Regions from separate parts of the Homo sapiens genome. Here regions 2 and 3 are each linked to region 1. A link is an interaction called in ENCODE POLR2A ChIA-PET data of the cell type or tissue named here. Cell type or tissue: Panc1. All regions are shown on one strand. Links, peaks and the distances in the headings refer to the core of each region. The heading gives the core; the rest is flanking DNA. Region 1 has its middle 11 kb from the start of LTBP2. Region 2 overlaps LTBP2 (latent transforming growth factor beta binding protein 2). Region 3 holds the start of ACYP1 (acylphosphatase 1).

Region 1 (11,371 bases), core at 3,765-6,264:
TTTCTCTTCAGGACAAACTAGCTAGCCAGCCCTGTTTACCCTGTCATGGGGCTAGGGGCAGGTGTCAATTACTACTCCTCCATTTACCAACTGATATTTCATTTATTGTTTGTTTGTTTGTTTGAGACAGGGTCTCACTCTGTCACCCAGGCTGGAGTGCAGTGGCACAATCTCGGCTCACTGCAGCATCCACCTCCTGGGTTCAAGCAATCCTCCAGCTTCAGCCCCCCAAGTAGCTGGGACTGTAGGTGCACGCCACCAAGCCTGGCTAATTTGTATTTTTTGTAGAGACGGGGTTTTGCCATTTTGCCCAGGCTGGTCTTGAACCCCTGGACTCAAGTGATCCTCCCGTCTCGGCCTCCTAAAGTGTTGGGATTATAGGTGTGAGCCACCACATCCAGCCTTGGTATTTCTTGAGCACTCAGAAGGTACCAGGCACTGTGCCAAGTCATCTTATAGTCACTTCCTTGTTTAATGAGAAGCGCTATTGATGAAGGAAGTGCTATTATTTCCCCACATAGCAGATGAGGAAATGAAGGCTCGGGGAAGTAAATGACTCATCCACAGTCACAAGCCAGTAGGTGGCTGCGCTGGGATTCACTCCTGGTTTGTCTGGTCCCAGATGCTAAACCAATGCCAGCTTCCAGGGGAAGGGAGACCACCGACAGCTGCATTTTTCTCAGAGCTGGAAGCATGCACAGCTGTTTGTGGTGTGGTGGGGGTGCTAATGGCTGCATGGGACTGTGGTCACAGGTCAGCCCCCACCAAGCATCCCCCATTCTCCTCAGGCCTGTTTACCAGCTAGGGGTCCGCTCTGAGTCAGGGCGGTGAATCTGATTCGCACCCACAGAGAAGAAGGAAGGAAGTCACAGCCACACTCACCCCACCTCCATCAAGTAGTCTGCAGTTGCTGAATAGAGCTCATCTCAACTCGTAGCTTTTCTCTTTGGGAAAGAGAAATGACATACATACAATGTCTATTTAGCTCTGTGTGGTAGAGGTGTTGCCATTCCCATTTCACAAGCCCAGAGGGGTAGTCGCTTGCTCAAGGCCACACAGCTGGGAGTTGAGCCAGGATTCAACTAAAAAGTCTGAACAACTCCAAAGTCCATGCTGTTTTCCCTGCAGCACACTGCACTCACACCAGGGTGTCCTGCAATGATGGGAAATGGGCAGCTCTTTCAAATCACTTAGTTCACTTCGCTTCCCTTCATTTCCAGTCTCTGGTGCATGGGTGGGCTGATCTGAAAGCTCCGTGCCATTCACTATAAGCTGAGATGTCATTTCCTATTTACCTGCATAAATTCCTTCAGTCCCTGGCTGGGGGTGGAGGGGTGGAGGAATCTTCTAAACCCCCGGGGGAGCCTGAAGCATAACTTCTCCTCAAGCACAGTCTCTGAAGACCTGAGCAGGACAACAGTGTGAGCAGCTGGAAGACCTCCTCCCTGTAATTCCTCCCAGTGAGACCAAGGGGACTTCATATGCTCTGCTGGAGGTGGAGAGAGTTACCCAGATGGGGAGAGCTCATGTACCTGGATTATTCTTTCAAAATCCCCAGGAAGAAAACCCTGTGGGCTGGGGGATTGTGCAGGCCTATCTAGGCTTCTAGAATGGCTGTGCAGGAATTTGAGGACAAAAAAGGACAAGAAGCAGCTTCCCTTGGCTGTCGCTGGCATCTTCCAGCCTGTGCCCACCTTGGCTTTGAGCTGGGTCATAGTAACACTCCTCACACCCTGAGGGATGAGGGATGCAGGGGCAGAGAGGAAGGTCTACAGTAGGGTCTTTCCTAAAACAAGCTCTCCCCAGGGAGGCCTGCAAGCCAGCTCCCTCTCACTCTCCATTGTCAAGACAAAGAGAGGAAGAGGATGCCTTCTGCCATCATCCCCTGAGTCCATTTTCCCTGGATCATCCATGGAGAGTGGGGGCTCAATGATGTTTGCCCTGGTGCCCCCAATACCCTCTCTAGGGCCCCAGTCCCTCAGGAACAGACCCAGACCTGGCAAATCCCCAGGAAAGGGCACAGACACCAGGCTGAGGGGGCAGGCGAGGTGCAGCAGATCCCAGTGGGCCCCGGCTAGTCCTAGTCTGAATGACTCATTCCTTGTTTCCGTCCACTGTGGTCTGAGTGCCTTGGCCCAGGGGCCCCCAAGAGGTTGTAACACAGGCTGGCCTCTCGCCCATCAGGGCTCAGCAGACAAAAATTAAAGATCTCACTCCTCAGGAACTCACACAGACAGCACAGGCATGCTCTGTACTCTGCCTCACCAGACCAGACCTCAGGCCAGAGGAGGCTGATGGCCAAGAGAGGAAGGAAAGTCGTCTCCAGCTGCTCCTCCTCCTCTTCACCCCCCATGACCTGCCATGAAGGCCTGGCCCTGCCCACTGTCTTCTTACTCCCCCTCTGGTCCTCCGCCTAACAGTGGTGGTGCCAGCGGCATCTCCTCAGCTCTGTTCCGTTCCTCCCCATTTCTGACTGAAGACAACAGCAAAGGTGAAACAGCCTGTGCCTCCCAGGAGGAACAGACTTATAGGGAACTAACCATACATTTTCTGGCAGCCCATTTCTGATTAAGTCACTCACCTGCTCAACAACCTTCAATGGATCCCCACTACTTCACAAATCAATCCCAAACTTCTTACTGGGTTTGACACACAAGCTTGTTTCATAACCCTCCCAGCCATGTATGCTGACACTCCGCACAGTCTCACCCTCTCAGAATCCCACCCAGTTTCCTCTCCCCCATCCCCTCACCCAAACACCTTGGCTGACATTATTTCCTTGATCTGGAATGTTCTTCACCACCCCTGCCTGTTTGTTTAAACTCCCATTTTAAAGGCCGCCTCTTCCATGAAGACTTCCTGGGCACCTCCCTCCATCTGGAAAGTTTGCTGCTTCCACCAAATCCCTGTAGCCCTCAACGTACTGCACTCTGCTCTGCATGACTAGTCCACAGCTATGGGTCCTGGAGTAGTAGGAAGAACAAGGGGCTTTGTGGTTCTAACCTCAGCACCATCATTTACCAGTTATGTGCCCTGGGCTAAGTGACTCATTGAGCCAGTTTCCTCACCAAGACAATAGAGATCCAATAGATACCTTTCTAAACAATGCCTAGAAAAAGCAACTGTACTTATCAGTGACATAACACTCCAGGCCACAGTGGATTGAACCAAAGATAAGCACCTGAGCCACAGGCAGCCCTTTCACTGGCCAGTCAGTGACCTAAGATTTCTGTGGGCTGACTTAAATACAGACATCATTGGTTGCTGAACAAATGAGATTCTCTCTGAAATTTCAACTAAGAAACTTTACTTTGAAAGCCAACCCCCTGGGATTAAAACAGACAAGTCCATGTTCCCTAGAGCTTACAGCCCAATGGAGCTCGTATAACCACACCGCAATAAAGCCAGAGAGGTGGAGTGACTTGCCCAGGGTCACACAGCTAGTCAGTTACACAGAGAAGGCTAGAGCTCAGGTCTCCCCACCAGGGCTTGGTCTAGGTTGGTTGGCTTCTACTACAGGATCAAAAGGATGGACCCTGAACTGATTGCCTACAGAAGGCTGAAGAGGCACCAGCCATACCCTATGTGAACCTATGCTAGGCACATGGGCGGCTTTGGTGCAAAGAATTCTTCCATTCCAAGCAGTCATTAAAACCAAAGTCAGATCATGTCTGGGAGCAGACTCCAGTTGGAATTCTGTGTCTGCCCTTAGTACATCTTTCTGATCACACCCCTTCCCCTCCCTGGGCCTCAGATTCCTCATCTACAAAAAGAAGATTTTTACAAATTCCCTGTCAACACTAAGATTTTGATTTGAGCAGCAGACAGATAAGGAGAGCATGTGGATCCAAGGAACTGCAGGGTCCACAGAATGTGCATGTGGAGGGGACTCCCCGAGATAGGCCATCCCATTTCTTCAATTTATGGCAGGGCAAACTGAGGCCCAAAGAGGGAGAGATGCTGGCCCAAGGTCATGTGACTGGTTATTGGCCAGCACTTGAACCAGGGCCTCCTGACTCCCAGGCCTTTCAACTCTTTCAGCTGCTGCAAGAAGCTGGGAGCTATCTGGCCGTCTGGGCCAGGGAAGCCAAGAGTCACTATGCATGTCAGGGCAGGGCCTCGGGGCTTGGGAACATCTCTGATGGTGAGTGTAAGTGGCAAAGCTGCTGGTGGAGAGGGGTGGCTCGAGGGTCCCGGAGGGCGTATTGGAGATGAGCTGTCAGCAGCTTCCCTCCTCTGGCTGACAAGAAGAAACAGGGAAGGGTCCATGATGGTTGAAGGGAAACAGTCCCCATTTCTGATAAAGCCACTGCTCCATGGAGTGCCCCCCGCAACTCACACACACACTATCCACCCCTGCCTGGCTGCTGAGACCTCCCACCCGCAATCTCCGTCTCAGGTTGTGTATTGGTATCCTCAGGCACACTATTTTGTGAAGCCTGGAATTCCTTTCACTGCCTGAGATGCTTCCAAGCACCCATTTCTAAAATTCAGCCTGTTTGGCTGGGATCATGATGCCCTCCCATTCCACAGACATTTTTTGAGCACCTAATATGTGTCAGGCACTGTGCTAGGCACGGGGACAACTTCACTCCCTTTGTGATGTTAAGTGCTTCCATAGGGGAATTGACACAGCCTTTTGGACTTACTGAAAAACTGCTAATTGTGCGAGGAGGGGCTTGGTTGGAGAACATTTCTCAGAAAGTCATGACTCTGACTTAAATCTTTTTTGAGACAGGGTTTTGCTGTGTCATCCAGGCTGGAGTGCAGTGGCACAATCACAGTTCACTGCAGCCTCAAACCAAGGCTCAAGAGATCCTCCCACCTCAGCCTCCCAAGCAGCTGGGACTACTGGCATGCACCAGCACACTCGGCTAATTTTTGTATTTTTCGTAGAGACAGGGTTTCACCATGTTCCCTGGGCTGGTTCCAAACTCCCGAGCTCAAGTAATCCATCCTCCTCGGCCTCCCAAAATGCTAGGATTACAGGTGTGAGCCACCACGCCTGGTTTCTGACTTAAATGTTTTTTGTTTTTTTTTTTTACTGGAGACAGGGTCTTACTTTCACCCAGGCTGGAGTGCAGTGGTGCAATCTCAGCTCACTGCAACCTCTGCCTCCTGGGCTCAAGTGATCCTCCCACCTCAACCTCCCAAGTAGCTGGAACCACAGGCACACACCACCATGCCTGGCTACTTTTTGTCTTTTTTATAGAGACGGGGTTTCACCATGTTACCCAGGCTTGTCTCGAACTCCTGAGCTCAAGTGATCCACCCGCCTCGGCCTCCCAAAGTGCTGGGAATATAAATGTGAGTCACTGTGCCCAGCCTCTGACTTAAATCTTAAAGTCTAAGAAGCAGTTTAGCATATGGGGAAGGGTGGGGCATGCCAAGGCAAAGGCAGTGAACGTGCAAATCCTGAGTGACTGGAAGGATTGCAAGAAGCTTGTATGGCTGAAGTTTCCATAGAAAGAAGGTTATGGAAAGGGAGGAGGCTGGAGGGGAAGGCTGGGGCTAATGCATGTGGAGCTTAGCTCTAACGAGCTCCTTCGCTCAGAAAAAGGAATCTGGCCAGGCACGGTGGCTCACGCCTGTAATCCCAGGACTTTGGGAGGCCAAGGCGGGTGGATCACCTGAGGTCAGAAGTTTAAGACCAGCCTGGCCAACATGGCAAAACCCCGTCTCTACTAAAAATACAAAAAAATTAGCTGGGCATGGTGGCACGCACCTGTAATCCCAGCTACTCAGGAGGCTGAGGCAGGAGAATCACTAGAATCCGGGAGGCGGAGGTTGCAGTGAGCTGAGATCACACCATTGCACTCCAGCCTGGTAAAAACAAGAGCAAAACTCAGTCTCAAAAAAAAAAAAAAAAAAGAAAAGAAAAGGAAAAAAGAATCTTTTTCCCACATCCAAGCCACCAGCTGGCCCCAGAGTGGGCAGACAACTACCTGGAATTCTGAAACTGATGTCTTCTGGTTAACAGGGAGGTCACTTGGGTGAGGAGGAAGCAGCATGATCTTATTCTCATCAACCCTCACTAAAGCCACCCCAAAATAAACATCTAAACATAAAGTCGTACAGATGCCAGACAGGTATTTGCCATGCTTAAAACAATGCCCAGTCCTGCTTCCCAGCACTGCATCCCCCCATGGCTTCTCTTTTCTAGAAAGTGAGGAGCTGCCAGTGCAACAGCTCTGGCCTGGCCCCTGGGCTCCTGCCGCCATGACCCACTAGCCAGACTGTGTCTCTTCCTTGCCCCAGCTACCTCCACTTTTCTAAACCCTCTCTGAATTTCCTACTCCCTTTGGACCCCCCGGGTTCCTCTGGGGACTCAGCCTCAGTCAGGCTCTTGTCCCCAGTCACTCATTCTTGCTGGGCCTCAGGTTCTTCTCTGATCCCATAAGCTCAAGTTGAAGTTATATCATGCCGGGTGTCACAATATACATCTCCAAGCCCACCTGCTCTTCGGCCTCCCTCATAGCTTTGCTTCATAGATAGAGAAGCCTTATGTGCTTGACATCAAACAGATACCTGAGGAGTGCCTGGTGCATTTCAGCCATTATTTCTTGAGTATCCCTTTGTCAGGCATCAGAGTTGCCAAGAAGAATAAGGCTAAGGACGGTCCCTACCCTCAAGCAGCTGCCAGTATAGTAGGAAAGGCAGACAGTACATATCATGGTAAGTGCTGTGAGTGAGATAAGATCAGGGTACAATGTGAATACAAGGACAGGGTACCTAATCCAGCCTGGGAGCATAGGATGGTCAGGGAAGGTCCTAGAGAAGATGCTGTCTGAGCTGGGGCTGGAAGGCTGGGCATGTCTCAGCCAGGAGAAGGTGAAAAGGCTGAGGAAGAGAAGGCAAAGCTGTGATTACCAGAGCCAGGTTCACACAAACTAAACCACACCCCATTCAACCCCGTTTCTTTTTTTTTTTTTAAGACAGAGTCTCACTCTACTAGAGTGATGTGGCCCAATCTTGGTTCATTGCAACCTCTGCCTCCCAGGCTCAAGCGATCCTCCCACCTCAGCCTCCCAAGCAGCTGGGACTACAGGTGCGCGCCAGCACGCTCGGCTAATTTTTGTATTTTTTGTAGAGACAGGGTCTTGCCATGTTACCCAGGGCTGGTCTCAAACTCCAGGTCTCAAGCAGTCCTCCCGCCTTGGCCTCCCAAAGTGCTAGGATTACAAATGTGAGCCACAGAACCCAGCCCCAGTTCCTTTTTCAATAGGGTTCCTGACCAGAGAAATGTTGTCCTATTTTTAATGATATTCAAATGAAATGGAAATGATATTCAATGTGGATAGGCTGAGAAAATGTGGAGCTCATGGTAATGCAATTAGGCATATGTGTAGATGTTTAAACAACCATTCCCCACATTGATGAATGAATGGAGGTCATTGAGACCTATAAACATGCATGAGACAGGGATGTAACCTACACAAAACTTCTCACAATTTTGAGATCAGAAAAATAATTTTTAGGCCGGGCGCAGTGGCCCACGCCTGTAATCCCAGCACTTTGGGAGGCTGAGGCAGGTGGATCACCTGAGGTTGGGAGTTCCAGACCAGCCTGACCAGCATGGAGAAACCCTGTCTCTACTAAAAATACAAAAAAATTAGCCAGGTGTGGTAATGCTTGCCTGTAATCCCGGCTACTCGGGAGGCTGAGTCAGGAGAATTGCTTGAACCCGGGAGGTGGAGGTTGCGGTGAGCCGAGATCACACCATTGCACTCCAGCCTGGGCAAGAAGAGCAAAACTCCATCTCAAAAAAAAAAAGAAAAAGAAAAGAAAAATAATTTTTATCAAATTTTCACATGACATAGAACTAGAAGAATAAATGATAAAACTGGATGATAGAAGCAAAATATAAACTGATCTTATCTAGAAATTTAATAGAGATAAGTAAAAAAGTCTTACATCTTGGTCCAGATAAATTAATAATTAACTTAAGGATAAGAGATACTTGCTTTGGGCCGGGCGTGGTGGCTCAAGCCTGTAATCCCAGCACTTTGGGAGGCCGAGGTGGGTGGATCACATGAGGTCAGGAGTTCAGGACTCCCAGCTACTTGGGAGGCTGAGGCGGGAGAAATGCTTGAACCCGGGAGGCGGAGGTTGCAGTGAGCCAGGATCACGCCATTGTACTCCAGCCTGGGTGACAGAGAGAGACTCCATCTCAAAAAAGAGAAAAAAAAAGAGATACTTGTTTTGATACCAGCTCATGTGAAATGACCCAAATTTGGGGAGACAGTGGTGCAAACTATTCAGCAGTGAATAGGGAGAGCCTAGGTAGCTACTGGTTCAAAATAAACTAACAATACAACTTCCTTAAAGGTCTAGTGCCATCTTGGATAGAATCCAGGGCTCAGAAGCCAGGTGCGGTGGCTCATGTCTGTAATACCAGCACTTTGGGAGGCCGAGCGGGGAGGATCACTTGAGGCCCGGAGTTCAAGACCAGCCTGGGCAACATAGCAAGACTCTGTCTCTACAAAATGGTCTGGTAAGAACCTATCTCTACAAAAAAAATTAAAAATTAGCTGGGTGTGGTGCACACCTGTAGTCTCAGCTATTCAGGAGGCTGAGGCAAGAGTATCATTTGAGCCCAGGAGTTCAAATCCAGCCTAAGTAACACAGAGAGACTCTGTCACAGAGAGAGACAAAAAGTATATTTAAGGGCGAGGGTTAACAGTAAATGGGCATCACATCTTATTGGGATGATAAAATGTTCCAATATTGATTTACAGTGATGGTTGTAAAACTTGGTAAGTTTACTAAAAATTGAATTATGCACTTGAAAATGGTAGATTATATGATATACAATATATGCCTCTATAATTTTTTTTATAAGAGTTAAGAGTTTCAGGCCAGGCGTGGTGGCTCACGCCTGTAATCCCAGCGCTTTGGGAGGCCAAGGCAGGCGGATCACCTGAGGTCAGGAGAACAGCCTGACCAACATGGAGAAACCCCATCTCTACTAAAAATACAAAATTAGCTGGGCGTGGTGGTACATGCCTGTAATCCCAGCTACTTGGGAGGCTGAGGCAGGAAAATTGCTTGGACCTGGGAGGTGGAGGTTGCGGTGAGCCAAGATAGAGCTATTGCACTCCAGCCTGGGCAACAAAAGCAAAACTCTGTCTCAAAAAAAAAAAAAAAAGAATTTCGGGCAGGCGAGGAGGTGGCTTACGCCTGTAATCTCAGCACTTTGGGAGGCCAAGGCAGGCGGATCACCTGAAGTCAGGAGTTCCAGACCAGCCTGGCCACCATGGCACAACCCTGTCTCTACTAAAAAAAAAAAAAAAAATACAAAAATTAGCAGGGTGTGGTGGTGCATGCCTGTAATCCCAGCTACCTGGGAGGCTGAGGCAGGAGAATGGCTTGAACTTGGGAGGCAGAGGTTGCAGTGAGCTGAGATCGTGTCATTGCACTCCAGCCCGAGTGACAAGAGTGAAACTATGTCTCAAAAAAAAAAAAAAGAGAGAGGAGTTTCGTACTTCAAGGTTGGGGAAAGGAGAATATCCTGCAAAGGAGATAATGAAGAAAAGTCCGAAGTGGAAAGGGGAAGTGCCATAGAACCCGATGAAAGAGACATTTTAAAGAAGGAAACTGTGGCCAACTCTAGGCAAAGCCACCGAGGTGTCACATAAAATGGAAACTTAATAGTTTCCATTAACCAGGCACGATGGCTCACCCCTACAATCCCAGCACTTTGGGAGGTGGAGGCAGGCTGATGCTTGACCCCAGGAGTTCGAGACCAGCCTGGGCAACATGGCAAAACCCTGTCTCTTCTAAAAATACAAAAATTAGCCAGGCATGGTGGTGTACACCTGTAATCCCAGCTACTTGGAAGGCTGAGGCACAAGAATCAGTTGAACCTGGGAAGCGGAGGTTGCAGTGAACTGAGATCGCGCCACTGTACTCCAGCCTGGGCAACAGAGCAAGAATCTATCTCAAAAAAAAAAAAAAATAGTACTTTATTTATCACAGTGGAGTTCACAATAGAGTTTCAGATTCAGGACTAGGAACAGCAAAAACATGGAAATACAGATTTCCGCTCTAGTAAATGCAGCACGTGGAGCTCTCCAACGGCAGGACAGATCCCACTGCTGAGTAATGAATGAGCTCTCTGACACCGGTAGTATTCAAAGAGAGCCTGGATGAGGCATTGTAGAAGGGATTTCTACATGGAAGGAAGATCTTTAAGGAGTACGAGTCTGTGAAAGGCCCAGGGTTTTCCTAAGATTTCATGACTTCTCTTTGCTGAAGACCTCTTCTCCACCCCTGGCCTTGGGCTCCTCATCTCAAGCATTGAGAGCTTGACCTGTGGGAAGGCAGAATGGCCCAGCCTCCTGAAGCCCCAGGGACCTCACTGCTGTTGGGTAGGGGTCCTTCAACCTCTGATGGCTCCCTTGAGTAATGAGCTAGCCCAGGGGTGGGTGATCACACAACAGCAGGTTTTCCCAAAGTCAGTGGAGAGAACTGAGTAATCCTGGGAGACCAGGAGAAAGAGACTGAAGGGCAAGGGAGATGGCATGGGAGGACTGGTCCTCCTTTTTAAATATGTGGGGCCAGCTGTCTTTGTGTCTCTGCCTCACCCTCACACAACATTTCCCCAGGGATAAGATGTGGGAAGGAGAGGCTACAAGATGAAGTTCATGGTAACTGTGTGGAGGGTTCCTGAGATAGGAAGAGGAGGAGGATATAAAGCACCTAGCCAGGCATGGTGGTGCGCACCCGTAGTCCCAGCTACTTGGGAGGCTGAGGTGAAAGGACTGCTTGAGCCCAGGAGTTTCAGAACTGGTCAACATAGCAAGACCCTGTTTTTAAAAAATAAAAAACTTGGAAAGCTGTGTGGAGCTTCTGCACTGCTTGAGCTGCTGATGGTCAGGTCTGTGTCAGCTGGCATTGTTCCAACATGAACTTTGAACCCATAGCAAAGGGGAAGGAATCCTTGACAACTCCCAGAGTGGGCCTGACAAGCTACGGTGCTGCCTGGTCACCAAAAAGGACACACAAGAGGCAATCCATTCTCCCAGCCAACATTTCCTGGGCATCTTCTATGTGCCAGGCCCCCTCACAGAGCTTGCAGTCGTTCATTCTGCTCATTCATTAATACGAGGAAACTGCCCCAAAACTGCAAGGAAAATGCCAACCAGGCTAGGTAACAGAGCTGAAGGAAAAAGAGCCAAGTGCATGCTTTGAGCCTGCCTCATGAAGTCAAGTCAAACATCTTTCTTTCTTGTCTCTGTACAAGAACTCCAGCTGGGGAGGAAGGAGGAGGTGACAGCAACAGTACATGCTTCCCATTGTACAGATGGCAATCTTGATCTCCGAACTGCTGCATGCCCAGCCACAGGGGGCATCCCATGTGACAAGGAAT
Region 2 (2,500 bases), core at 1-2,500, 100 kb before region 1:
CCAGCTGGCCCAGCTCTGCTGTATTTGCTAATTCACACAAGTCCCTTGGTATAGCCTCAGCTATTGCAGATTTCAGCAGTCCAATCTCCAAGCCTTTGTTCACACAAATGCTTCCACCTGGAGTCTCTTTCCTCACGATGGCCAGCAAATCCCTGCCCCCATTTCAAGGACTGGTTTAATGCATCACCTTTGGGTCCTGTGGGTCCCCATCCCCTGTCCCCACAGTCAAATTAATCAAGGCCTCACCTTCCCACTCTCCCCCTTAAACTGGGACTGATACAAACACTTCACAGAGTCCTTGTGCAGATTAAATACAATAATCCAGGTGAGGGGTTGAGCACTGTGCCCACCTGGCATAAGGTAAGCACTGCAGAAATGTTAGCTATTATTATCCTAGTGTTAAACCCCATAAAATCCCAGCTCCTCAAGCCTGGCGTGTGAGATCTTGCATGACCGGCCCCAGCCTGCTTCTCATCTGTTTCCTGCCGCCCGCACCTCTCCTACCCTCGCCTAACCTCAGGACCTGTTCCTGAGCCTCTGCCCACACTGTCCCCTTGCCTGGAACAGCTTCCTACACACCAGTGTGACTGCCTCCCACTTATCTCCAACCCAGCGTCCCCTGAGGGCCCAGCTTTCAGTGTACCTGTTCATTTACTTGCTTCTCCCTGACTAATGGGAACATGCCTTATTATCTCAGCATCTCCAGTGCCCAGCACAGAACCCCAATAAGTGCTTACTGAAGGAATTGAATAATAACCATTTGTTTAAGGACAGTGTCTTCACTTGAGCAATACTTCATAAAACTCCAGTGCACAGCAAAGTCTCTGCCAGAAGGTGGGAAATGCACACTCCTAGGCCCACAGCCAGAGATTCTGATCCTGCTGTACTGGTGGGCCCAGGAACCCACGCTGTTATAGCTCTTCAGGCAATTCTGGAATAACTGGTGTTCACTGTGAGAAGCTCTAACCCCAATGGAAGAGAGAAGGGAACTCATAGACAGAGCCGTATGTGGGAACTGGATGAAGAACTCATTATCCCCTGAGGTCAGGACGACTGTCTGATAGATGGTGCTGGAAAACTCCCTCACTCCATGGAGAAAAATGGAGACGTGAATAGAGAAAGACCAGGTTCTTAACAGCCATATGAAGATGGACTCCAGATGAATCAAAGCATACCATAAAAGGGAAAACTAGAACTCAATTAAGGTATAGGAGAATATCTTTATGACTTCAGGATATGGAAGGATTTCTTAAACAAAGCCCCCAAAACACACAAAAATAAGGCAAAATGGTGAATTTCAGTAAATCAAAATTAAGGATTTCTGTTCCAAGAAATGTAGATAAGCTTAAAGGATAGAGGACAAAATGGGAGCATTGCAATTTCTAAACCCGGCCAAGAATCTAGAATATATAACGGACTCCTAAAGAGCCCCAGGAAAAAGCAGCAACCACCATTGGAAAACTGAGCAAAAATGGGAGCCAGCAGTTTACAGATGAGGAAACCCACAGGCTAATGTATGAAGAGATGCTTACATTTATTGGTAAACATTTACTTAGATATTTAATATGTAAATAATTTATCTTATTGATAATATAAATTATGATTTATATTAATTATATATACATTATTTAAATAATCTATAAATAGATATAAATATCAAATCATTGAGGTAATGAGATATTACTTTATGAGACTGGGAAGCTTCAGAAAGTGGGTGTTATTCTGGACAAGGCCTCTTCCAGTGGTACCCAAGCCCCACTGGGAGAAGTACTTAGAGCCAGCCTTGAACCCCATCCCCGTTCCCCAGCTGCTGGGGCTGGCAGAGACATCTTGGACACCCAGGCTGGCACGGTGGCAGAAACTTGTGTCTGCACCAGTCCTGGTGACACCATTCTCTGCAGCAGCTGCTGCTTATCCCAGGCCAGCTCCCCAGGCTGGGTCTGCAAAGAGCAGTGCCTCTGGCCCACAACACCCACCTAGACGATTGGAGCCCAGAGAAGCCTCCTTCCCTCAGCCTCTCTCCTGGCTCCTCCAGCCTGTTCTGAGCCCTGCCCCTTAAGTCAGCTCCCCGGAAGTCAGCTGACCCAGTCACCACTGTTCTGCTCACAGACTTCTACTGGCTACCCATGCCTGTGAGACAGTGTCCAAGCGCTTCAGCCTGGCACTCAAGACATTTCCCACACTGGCCTCTTCCTCCAGGTAGCCCTGCTCCAGTCATACTGCATTCATGATTATTCCCAGAGCATGCCAGGGAACGTTCACTATTCAGGTCTCTGCAAAGATGCTTCTCTCTACCTGGAATACCCTCTGCTCCCTCAATTCCTATTCACGCTCCATTCCTATTCATGCTCCAACACCCTGTGTGTAAGGGAGTGTGTCTTTGGAAGCAAACCATGCTTTGGAGCTAGAGTGATTTGATTCTGTTTCTAGCTCTGTCACCACTAGGTTTGAGGCCCCTGGGTATTTCAATTCACCTCTGAGCCTCAGTTTGCTAAACTAT
Region 3 (11,371 bases), core at 4,279-6,778, 440 kb after region 1:
AAAGGAAATTGTTTTTACTTTCATGATATAACACAGATGAACCCTGAGGATATTATGCTAAGTGAAATAAGCCAGCCACAAAAGGACAAATACTGTAAAATTCCACTTATATGAGGTAACTAGAGCAGTTGAATTAATAGAATGTAGATTTATGATTGTCAGGGGCATGGGGGAAGGAGAAAATGGGGAGTTAGTGTTTAATGAATACAGAGTTTCAGTTTTGCAAGATGAAAAGCGTTCTGTAGATAAACAGAACAATGTGAATGTGCTTAAGACCACTGAATTGTACATTTAAAAATGGTTAGAACAATAATTTCTATGTTATATGTATTCTACCACAATTTTAGAAGTAAGTGTGCTATATGGTTTCCAAATATTTTGGGATTTTCCAGTTATCCTTTTTATTTTTTTAATGTGGTTTAGTTCCACTGTAGTTGGAGAACATTCCTTGATTTAAATCCTTTTAAATTCATTAATACCTGAAAAACAAACAAACAACCACAATGAAATATTACCTCATACCCACTAGGATGGCTAACATAAAAGACAGTAACCATTGTTGGCAAGGATGTGGACAAACTGGAATTCTCACACATTGCCAGTGAGAACATAATATGGTATAGCTACTTTGGAAAAGTTTGGCAGTTCCTCAAAAAGCTAAACATAAAGTTACCATATGACCCAGCAATCTACTCCTAGGTATGTATATACTCAATGGAACTGAAAACATTGTCTACATAAAAATATGTGCATATGTGTTCACAGCACTACTATTCATAATGGCCAAAAATCAGAAACCCAAATTTCCATCAATTGATGAATGGATAAATGAAATGTGGTATATCCATACAATGGAATATTATTCAGCCATAAAAAGGAATAGGATACTAATACATGCTACAGTGTAGATAAACCTTGAAAACAATATGTTAAGTGAAAGGAGCCAGTCACAAAAAAAGGCCACATTTGTATGATTCCATTTATATTAAATATCAAGAATAGGCTGAACACGGTGGCTCATGCGTGTAATCCCAGCACTTTGGGAGGCTGAGGTAGGTGGATCACCTGAGGTGAGGAGTTCAAGACCCAGCCTGGCCAACATGGTGAAACCCCATCTCTACTAAAAATACAAAAGTTAACTGGGCATGGTGGTGCATGCCTGTAATCCCGGCTACCTGGGATGCTGAGGGAGAAGAATCACTTGAACCCAGGAGGCAGAGGTTGCAGTGAGCCGAGATCACGCCACTGCACTCCAGCCTGGGTGACAGAATGAGGCAGAGTTGAGACTCTGTCTCAACAACAACAACAACAACAACAACAATCTAGAATAGGCAAATCCATAGAGACAGAAAGTAGGTTAGTGGTTGCCAGGGGCTCAGGGGATGAGGAGTGAGTGCTAACCTAGGTAGGGGTTTCTTTTTGGGATGATGAAAATGTTCTGGAATTAGTGCAACATTTTGTGAATATACTAAAAATCACCAAATTATACACTTTAGGAGGATGGGTTTTATGGGATGTAAATTATATTCCAAGTTTTCAAAAGTCCCTGAATTATTATTTGTCACTTCTCTAGAAATGAAGGAATTTAAATAAGAGGCTAGATAATATCAACAGCAAACATTGCAGCAAAACAACTGTTCAAATGAACATATATATTTAAATGATTATAAATAGTAAAGAATAAGCTACAAGCCTAATTAAGAAAAAATAGATGTCATTTTATATGCAGTTTTCCAATCAATATTTGTTTTTCTGCATTCTGTTATTCTCTCTTTAAACTGGGGAGAGGGGCAGGTAGAGAAAGATGGGCTATGCATACCACTATCTGACCCTTTTCCCTCAACAACTTTGACTAATCTTTGAAGCTGTTATCTCAATCACCTTAATTTACAGGAACTTACCTGCATAACTGGTAGCAAAGCTAACTGGAACACAGCTCTTGCTGTGAGTTTCAGCAATTCTGTTTTCAACAGTCATTTCCTATTTGAGTGTCAGATGGGAAGAAATGATTTTTGAATAATTAGAAAAAGAGGTATTGGCCGGGCACAGTGGCTCACACCTGTAATCCCAACACTTTGGGAGGCCAAGGTGGGCGGATCACCTGAGGTTGGGAGTTCAAGACCAGCCTGACCAACATGGAAAAACCCTGTCTCTACTAAAAATACAAAATTAGCGGGGCATGGTGGCACATGCCTGTAATCTCAGCTACTTGGGAAGCTGAAGTAGGAGAAACGCTTGAACCCGGGAGGCGGACGTTGCGGTGAGCTGAGATCGTGCCATTGCACTCCAGCCTGGGCAAAAAGAATGAAACTCTGTCTCAAAAAAAAAAAAAAAAAAAAAAAGAAAAGAAAAGAAAAAGAGGTATTGGCTGGGTATGGTCACTCATGCCTGTAATCCCAGCACACTGGTGGGAGGCCGAGGCAGAAGGATCACTTGAGCCTGGGAGTTTGAGACCAGCCTGGGCAACATAGCTCTCTGTTAAAAGAGAAAAAAAAAAAAAAAGCTGGGTGTGGCGGCATGCACCTGTGGTCCCAGCTACTTGGGAGGCTGAGGAAGGAGGATCATTTGAGCCTGGGAGGTTAAGGCTGCAATAAGCTGTGACTGTGCCACCATCCTTCAGAAAAAAAAAAGAAAAAGGGAAAGAGGTATTGACAATTCACATTCATGTTTCAAAGATTCCTTCCAGGTTAGAATTTGAATTTTAAGTACCACAGTCCCAGGAATGAGACACTTAAGAAGTTCTGCAGTCCTGGCCGGGTGCGGTGGCTCACACCTGTAATCCCAGCACTTGGGGAGGCTGAGGCGGATGGATCACGAGGCCAGGAGTTCAAGACCAGCCTGGCCAAGATGGTGAAACCCTGTCTCTACTAAAAATACAAAAAAAAAAAAAAAAAAAAAAGAAGTTTTGCAGTCCTAACTCATTATCTGTGGGATTAGCGACACACTGGGAAGGCAATAGCCAATACCTACAGAAGGCAGAGGGTAAATTGAGCTTGCATTTGTGTGTGCCTGTTGAGGGAAGATTAGCCACATTAAAGCAGAGGTAGAGGCTGCCAACAGTTTGTCCATCCCCTCAAATAATCCTTTATTGCTCTAGGAAGAATACCAGGCTCCACATTCAGTGTTCCCATCACCTATTCTGGAATGGATAAAGAGTTTTTAATAAGAAAAACGTCAGCTGGAAAAGGTAAATGTTCTTTCAAAACCAAAAAAGAATAGAAAGAAATTAAGTGGAGAACTGAGGGAAGCTTGGAGAAAGAGGTCTGAAGAAAGTGCAGCAGCTGCAGAGGAAGCATTTATATATGTTATATACATGACATCAGGTCATCTAAATGCCAGCTCTTCAATCAATGTTAGCCTTTCTATAAGAAACCTGACTTGGTTTGATGATGCCACAACGGCGAGCACTGGGGAAGCCCTCTATTTCCCTTGGAAGAGAGAAGCTCATTAATATGTGTATCTAGATGCTCAGGCACCACTGACTAATAATAACAGCAGGGTGATCTTCCATTTACACCATGTTTTACCGATTGCACAGCATTTTCATACTCATTGCTCTACAAACTACCTCTTTGCCATGCAGCTACCAAATAGCCAGCGGCTTCTAGTTCACATTTGTCAAGAACACGTCCCTTGTTCCTATGCCCACAACCTAGGTTACCACCCCAAAGCCTGCAGGCCACATACCTGAGTATGCTTACGGAAAAACACCCCTTGCACCTTCCCAAAAATTTCATAATCCACTGATATCAGGGTGTTTCCTTCTGCCATGCTCAAACCTGTCAGAAACCAGGAAAGCAGAAGAGTGAAGGGCTATTATTCCAGGACCCGCAAGCCTGAGTCAGAAAGGGCCACACCCACCCCTGTCCATCCTTAACCATTGCGACCTCTCCCCGACTTCAAGGTCCTGGAAATGGAAACGTGAGTGGATGTGATAAGGTGTGTGTGAAGGAAGAACCAGACGCCGGGAGAGGGAGCTTCGGATCGCAGCTGCCCGCTGAAGCCTCTTCTGGGGAAATAACCTGAGGACCGATGACCTCCTTACATCCATGCCCGGTCCCGCTCCCTCACTACCAGAATTCCCTGCTACTAACTCCCAGAATCCCCTGCTACTAACATTTTAGGGCTAATCGACCTGAGAAGCACACCCTGGGGGCCCCTGGCGGCTCACCCTCCTTGTCTTCCCCACCGGCTGCCAGGATCACTCCGGGACCACCACGCCAACGGCTCACCAAGGCGCGCAAACCTCCGCGCCCGGAAGTTTAGTGTGTAGCTGCTCCTTCGCTGTCGCTCATGCCCATCACCTCCAGCTGACCAATCAGAGACGGCGCCTCGGCCCGGGCCCGCCCAGAAGGTGGGATTTCAGGACGCGGTTGTCCGGCAACCCAAAAGCTTTGGGTTGGGGATCTGTCCAGGAACTCGGCTGGGCCTCCACAAACCTAGCCCTCATCGCATCTCAGTCAACAAGCGCAACCCTCTTCTCATTTTCTCATGAGGAGAAAGGCATAGACGAAGAAGTACATGGGGATACATTCAATCATTCAATTAAATACTGACTGACAGCTACTGTGTGCCAGGCACCTGTTCTAGGTGACCAGGCAAACATCAGTGAACAAAACAGGATCCCTGTCCTGAGGAGCTTAATTCTGGAGGTGAGAGACAAACAGCACACATTAAACATCATAAATAGCTTGTAATCTCAGCACTTTGGGAGGCCGACACGGGCGAATCACTTGAGGTCAGGAGTTCGAGAGCAGCCTGGCCAACATGGTGAAACCCCGTTTCTACCAAAAATACAAAAATTGGCCGGGCATGGTGGCGGGCGCCTGTAATCCCAGCTACTCGGGAGGCTGAGGCAGGAGAATCGCTTGAACCTGGGAGGTGGAGGCTGCAGTGAGCCGAGATTGCCCCACTGCACTCCAGCCTGGGCAACAGAGGGAGACTCTGACTCAAATAAATAAATTAATAAATAAAAAAATAAACATCATAAATATGTTGAGTAGGATACATTTAACCTTTCTGTCCTTTTTCATTCAGTTCTCCTTAAAGTTTGGGTCATAACAATCTGGAATAGGGGATTACGGGGCATAAGTGCACAGGAGGTCCCAATGGAGGTTATGTCTGCTTCTGGGCTTCTGGAAGCTACTCACCGGTCTCCTTTACTAAGAAAATGTCAAATAATGCTTGAACAAATAACCAGCTAACTACACAAATAAAGCAAGAGCACAAGCAAAATAACTCATGGCTCCAGAATTACAGTTGAGTCAGTCAATCTAAGCCAAATGGCCAAACTACACGAATTTATTTTGGGAACAGGGAATTGTCAAGGGGGATGTGGATGAAGATGGTTAAAATTAGAGTTGATGTGTAAACATTTGAATCCAGCTACCCTTATGATTCATGTGTGTGAAGGAAAACTGTGGTGTTTATTGATCCTCTGTGGATTGACTGTATACATTACACCTCTTCATAACGTAAAGACTCCTTATGTGAATATGCCAGGTTGGCAGACTTGACAATGAGATATGGGTTTGTGACAGTAGGCACGGAAATTCATCATTCTGCTAGTTCCCCGCTAGAGTGAGGATCCATATCCTAGAGAATCATACAACCTTAGTGCTGAGAGGTGGGGGGTTGGTGGTGAACAAGCTGGATTGAATGTTGTACTTGGCAATATTTGAAAATAACTCTAAATAGAGTATCTTGCTAATGGTATTTCTTTCTCTAAAATTCATTTAAAAAATAGTTTATAGAATTCAAAACTTACTGAGTGTCTAATACGAATGGGGCACTCTAGGATATACAAAGATGAATGATATAAAATCTTTGCCCTCAAAGAGTTTTTAATTTAGTGTAGGGGCACAAATGCATGCAAATAATGACAATAAAATATATGGCATGATAATTTAATTCCATGAAAATCCATTGAGAGCTCATCAGGAACCAGCCCTGTGCTATAACAAGGACAGAAAATATTACAAAGGAGCAAACAAATTAATTCTGATTGGGAAGACAGGGAAAGAGTTCTTGGAGGAAACAGCATTTAATCCAAGGTCACACAACCAGTAAGTGATGGAGCTGGGATTTGGTTCCAGAGTCAATCCCCATGAATGCTATGCTCTACCAGCTCCCAGTATGTGGAGCTTAGAGTAATGTAGTACCATGGAGATGAAGAAGTACAAGTAGCCAGTTGTGGCTAGACCAGGGGTTTGCTACCCTGCTTGTGCATCAGGATCTTTGGGGAAGCTTTAAAAATGTTAATCCTCAGGCCTCACCCCTAGATATTGCTTTCCAAGTAGTCTTAACACACAGTCAGGGATGAGACTCACTGGGTTGAACTCTGTGGCTTATTAAGGGGAGGCAAAACTGAAAAGGTAGGCTGGACCTAATCTGGGAGGTAGAGATGCCATGCTAAATTATGCATTTCAACTTTATTCTATAGGTAAAGAAGAAGCTACTGGGGAGGGAAATGGTAGGATCAGAAGCATTTAGTAATTAGCTTGATTTAATCACTGCACAATGCATACATTATCAAAACATCACTTTGTACACTGCAAATATAGATATAATTTTTGCTTGTCAATTATATTTTAATAAAGCTGGGGGGGGGTGGAGAAATATTTAGACTGATTATTTTGCCTGCAGCATGAAGGATGGGTTTGAAGAGCAGATATTGAAGGCAAGAGCAGAAGTTAGGAGGGCTATGCCATCCCAAGGAGAAGTGAGGAAAAACTCACCTGGGGCAGCAGAAATGTAAAGGAAGAGTCATATATGAGAGACATTGCAGAAGTAAACTCAATAGGCCAGGCGTGATGGCTCACGTTTGTAATCCCAGCACTTTGGGAGGCTAAGGCAGGTGGATCACCTGAGGTCAGGAGTTTGAGACTGATGAAACCCCATCTCTACTAAAAATACAGAAATTAGTTGGGCGTGGTGGTGCACACCTGTACTTCCAGCTACTAGGGAGGCCAAGGCAGGAGGATTGCTTGAACCTGAGAGGCAGAGGTTGCAGTGAGCTGAGATCGCGCCACTCCACCCCCATCTGGATGACAGAGCAAGACTGTCTCAAAGAAAAAAAGGAAGAAAACTCAATAAAACTTGTGATTAGTTAGAAGGAAGAGGCAACAAAGAGGGAAGCATGGAAGACTGATGCTGTGAGCATGCAAGGGCACACTGGAGAGGCAGATTTGAGAATGGGAGAGGATCAGAGTTTATGTTGTCTTACAGAATTTGAGGTTCCTAAGGAACAATCTTGTGGAGGTGTCAAATGGGCAGTCCTGAAATTTGAGTCTGTAACTAATGAGAAAGACTAAAGCTAAGCTGGCTGTCATTTAAACACAGGTGAAACCTGAAATTTCAGCATTTGGTTGAAATCATTAAAGAAGAGAATGTCTGGAACTACACACACACACACACACACACACACACACACACACACACACACATATATATGAAATAAGAGGGCTTCAGAAAACACTTAAATTTAGGGAGTAGATGGGGAAAAGATAAATGCCAGACTTGGAAGAAGATGGAGCAAGAACATGAAAGAAGAAACCAAGAGGGCACAGGAGAACTGAGAAGAGCATTCTAAGTGGGTGGATAATCAGTAATGTCACATGAGTAGGCTGAAAAAATGAAGCTTTTGTCTTTGGAAAGTCACTGGTAGCTTTGTAGTTAAATAAAGTGGAGAAAGTAGAAGACAGGCCACAATGAACTGGACAATGACGGGGAGATGAGGATATGTGGGCAGCAAATGTGGAGATTTCCATTAAGAAGTCTTGTGGAGAAGAGGAGAAATGAATGGGACTGTAATATGAAAGTTAGGTCAAGGGAAGTAAGGTTTGTTTTGCAGGGGAAAGTTGAGTATATGTTAAAACCAAAGAGACAGAGTTTATGGAGAGGTATAACTTGAAGTTAACAAGATGCAGACAGGGTGCCGTCTCTCACGTCTATAATCTCAGTACTTTGTGAGACTGAGGCGGGAGGATCTCTTTTGACTCCAGGGGTTTGAGACCAGCCTGGGTAACAAAGGGAGACCCTGTCTCTACAGAAAAAAAAAAAAGAAGTAAGCTGGGTGTGGGGGGCACACACCTGTAGTCCCAGCTACTCGGGAGGCTGAGGTGGGAGGATCACTTGAGCTGTGGAAGTTGAGGCTCCAGTGAGCAGTGATTGTGCCACTGCACTTCAGCCTGGGCAACAGAGTGAGGCCCTGTCTCAAAAACAAAGGCCAGGCCCGGTGGCTCATGCTTGTAATCCCAGCACTTTGGGAGGCTGAGACAGGCGGATCACCTGGGGTCAGGAGTTCAAGACCAGCCTGGCCAACATGGTGAAACTCTGTCTCTACTAAAAATACAAAAAATTAGCCAGGTGTAGTGGCAGACGCCTGTAATCTCAGCTACTCGGGAGGCTGAGGCAGGAGAATCACTTGAACCCAGGAGGCAGAGGTGGCAGTGAGCTAAGAGTGCGCCACTGCACTTCAGCCTGGGCAACAAAACAGGGCGAGATTCCGTCTCAAAAAACAAAAAACAAACAACTTTAAAAAACCCCAAAAACCAACAAAACAGAAAACAAAACAAAACAAAAATGCAGGGGTAAAGTGATGGAGTCAATTCCCGGAGGGTACTGAAAAGGACTAATTCAAGAGAACTCAATGGAACTCAATGGAAAGTCGCCCTTCTTTCTCATAGAGGAGAGGGAAGGAGAGAGAGAGAGGAGAGAGGGAGACAGACAGAGACAGAAACAGAGGAGAGAGGGAGAGGAGGAAGAAGAGAGAGAGACAGAGAGAGAGAGAAAGAGAAAAAGAAAGCCGGTAAATTCTGCTGAGGGAAGCTGTGGGAGTTGATAATCGGGACCCTGAGTGGAGTGGGAAACGTCTGGAGCTGCATATACGGAGAGGCGGTAGAGTCAACTAGGGATGAAAACGAGGAATTAAAAAAAAAAAAAAGACTGATCTGGAGGGTCCACCAAGGAATTTCCTTGTAACGGGTAACAGCTGTAATATGACATGTTGAAGTATTAACACTGATGACTGCTGTCTACATTATTTTCCATGTGCATGAATTGAGTAGTTACAGGGAAAAAGCGAACTGCCTGTTCCAAACGGCTTACACAGATGAACTGAAGCGAAGAAGAAAAATGAACTTTCTTTTGATGTCAACAAGATAGAGTATCATTTACTGTTGAAGCCAGGTTATACTGATTATTTTCGATCTGGTAGTTAACTTTATCATCATTACATTTGGCTGAGTCATTCCTGGGCCCTAAGTAGAGACGGCTAGAATTACCACGTGAGTAAAACATTATAATATCAAAATAATTAGATTGGCCACAAAAACTACCACGGAAAGATACTGCGTAGCAAAAACGTTGGCAGCAAGTTCCAAAGCCTTGGCGAGGACAAGCAAGGAGCGCGCGCGTGCAGCCATACCTGGGGCCCGCCCAGCGCAGCCGAGCGCGCGGAGAAAGGCCAGCAGCAGCCCCGCTCCCGCCAGGCGGGCGGACGCCGGCATCCTGCGGCGGAAGCACGCGGAGGCACAGCCAGGGCCTCCGCCCTTTGCCAGACAAGGGCACACCCCAAGGTCTGGGAGCGTCGTTCTCAGAAAAGTACAAGTTCTTCTTTGAAGGAGCTCCAGAAAAGCCTCTCCCGCCCCTCCCCGGCTCCCCAAGGGCAGGGCTGGACCGAGCTGCAGAGTTGGCCGGACACTGACTGGGTCAAGTGACCTTGGGCTGACCGCACCCCCACCCCCGGTCGCCCCGGGTCGCTGGTGCACTGCGCCTGCGCGCGTCTCCCCGAGGAGTTCGCGGCGAGGGGCGGAGCTTGGCGCGCCAGTGCCTCGGTTTCCAGGCACCGGGAATAACAGAAGCCAGCTGAGAGCGCCTGCGCGGCTGTCGGTTGATGGGGAGGTCAGGTCTGGGAAACTAGGCCCTGGGGTTTTCCCTGAGCAGGAGCGGTGCCCGAGGGCCTCAGGTACGCAGAAGGGCGGGGAGACATGGGATCAGCACCTCCACCTCCTAAGGGACCGAAGGGCAGGAGAGCGAGAGGACTTGTCCCCAGAGGTGGAGTCCGAAGTGGGGGCGCCCCAGTTGACCCTTCGGGACAAAACGTGACTTCAGCCTTAAGGATCTAAAACCGGCCGCGGTCAGGTCAGGTGGCCCTCAACGCTCAGGTTACAAAACTTTTACAGTCTGCGCCACGGGGACTCCTGGGATGAGGGTTTGACAGCCAGGCACCTGCTCCAGGCCCTAGCAGCTTTTGTGCTCTTTGGAATCAAGCACGGTTCCAGCAGGAGGGAAGCCCTGAGAGTTCTTTGTGCCAGTCACTACCTCTGGGCCACAGCTTTCTCACCTGTAAAATGGTGAGGCTGGACTCTGCGGGAACCCTTCAGTTTACAGGGGAAGAAACGGGGGCCAGCAAGGGAGAAGTCGCTTGTCCTGTTACAGGCCTAGAACCTGACTTTCTAGTCAGGTGCTCTTTCCACCTACTATAGAGTATACTGTGCGTGGCAGAGGCTGGTGCTGGAGGAAAGGAAAGCTAGGTGGCAGGAACACCTGTAGCACCTTCGTTTTTCTACCCTCAGGGCCTAACACAGTGTCTTGTGCATAATCACTCACCAAATGGTTTTTGAAGGGAAGCTTTGGCAGGTCCAGCAACACTGTCCCCAGAAAAGTTTAAGGGAATGTGGGCAGGGCAAATGTAGAAATAGTTTGCTTTAGCAGCCGAGAGTGAACCTCAGACAAACTCTTCCCGTGTATCTGGTTTAAATCTCCCGTAGGCGTCAGTCCAGGCCCTGAATGGCTGGTCTCCAGCGGTTGGCGTCACATCTGCCTGTGGGCGTTATGCTCCCACATAATACAACGGAAGCTCCAGGGCCCCACTCAGCCAAGCAAGACTCTTACGAACAAGGTGACTCTTCCCAGCAGTCCTTGAAGGGGCACCTGAGGAACAATTTCCAGAAGCAGCTTTTGAGCAACAAAGAGTTGATTCTGGATAAAGTCTATACTCACCCCAAATGGAACACCCAAACAAAAGCCCGGAGCTACTCCTATCCCCACTGTACTGGAATCAGCCAGCAAGATCCAGAAAGTGATTCCCAGGGCCAAGGAAATGGTTTGTTTTACTCGTCAGGCCCTCAATCCTGGTATCCCAAAGCCAATAACCAGGACTTTATCCCCTTTACAAAGAAACGAGTTGGAGTGGACCGGGCGTTCCCATTGAAACCCATGGTCCACAGGAAGTCGTGCAGTACAGGTGAGGCTGGCACTGATGGGGACCATAATGTCTACCCAAGGCCCCCTGAGCCGAGAGAGTTTTCATCTAGGAACTTTGGTGTGAGGAACCAGGGCAACTTTTCTGTGGTTGGTACTGTTCTTG

The links. ChIA-PET counts read pairs that join two places held together with the same protein. Peaks named below come from ENCODE experiments on the same cell type or tissue, not always from the same donor. Only the 100,000 strongest peaks of a DNase experiment are listed, where the experiment ranks them.
Region 2: POLR2A ChIA-PET joins it to region 1 with 13 read pairs; 2 of 35 experiments call an interaction of 5 or more read pairs at or near these places.
Region 3: POLR2A ChIA-PET joins it to region 1 with 10 read pairs; 3 of 35 experiments call an interaction of 5 or more read pairs at or near these places.

The regions. Positions count from the first base shown.
Region 1 is chr14:74,617,702-74,629,072 of GRCh38, forward strand. No RefSeq gene overlaps it. Among named protein-coding and RNA genes, the nearest start is that of LTBP2, 11 kb to the left of the region's middle. RefSeq lists enhancers at 1-1,027, 4,491-5,357. In Panc1, for the core only: no CTCF peak of the experiment used is centred there; no DNase peak of the experiment used is centred there; H3K27ac peaks cover 1,120 bases.
Region 2 is chr14:74,517,907-74,520,406 of GRCh38, forward strand. All of the region lies in intron 17 of LTBP2 (latent transforming growth factor beta binding protein 2), which reads right to left. It overlaps LOC124903347 (a long non-coding RNA gene), which reads left to right. Exons shown (of 3, transcript XR_007064266.1): 3 at 698-1,412. Among named protein-coding and RNA genes, the nearest start is that of ISCA2, 25 kb to the left of the region's middle. In Panc1, for the core only: no CTCF peak of the experiment used is centred there; no DNase peak of the experiment used is centred there.
Region 3 is chr14:75,059,783-75,071,153 of GRCh38, forward strand. It overlaps ACYP1 (acylphosphatase 1), which reads right to left and starts at 4,242. Exons shown (of 3, transcript NM_001107.5): 1 at 4,172-4,242; 2 at 3,688-3,779. The coding sequence starts at 3,771. It overlaps ZC2HC1C (zinc finger C2HC-type containing 1C), which reads left to right and starts at 9,859. Exons shown (of 3, transcript NM_024643.4): 1 at 9,859-9,967; 2 at 10,773-11,371. The coding sequence starts at 10,792. RefSeq lists enhancers at 4,413-4,582, 9,502-10,053, 10,054-10,605 and a silencer at 9,758-9,877. In Panc1, for the core only: no CTCF peak of the experiment used is centred there; no DNase peak of the experiment used is centred there; H3K4me3 peaks cover 436 bases; H3K27ac peaks cover 492 bases.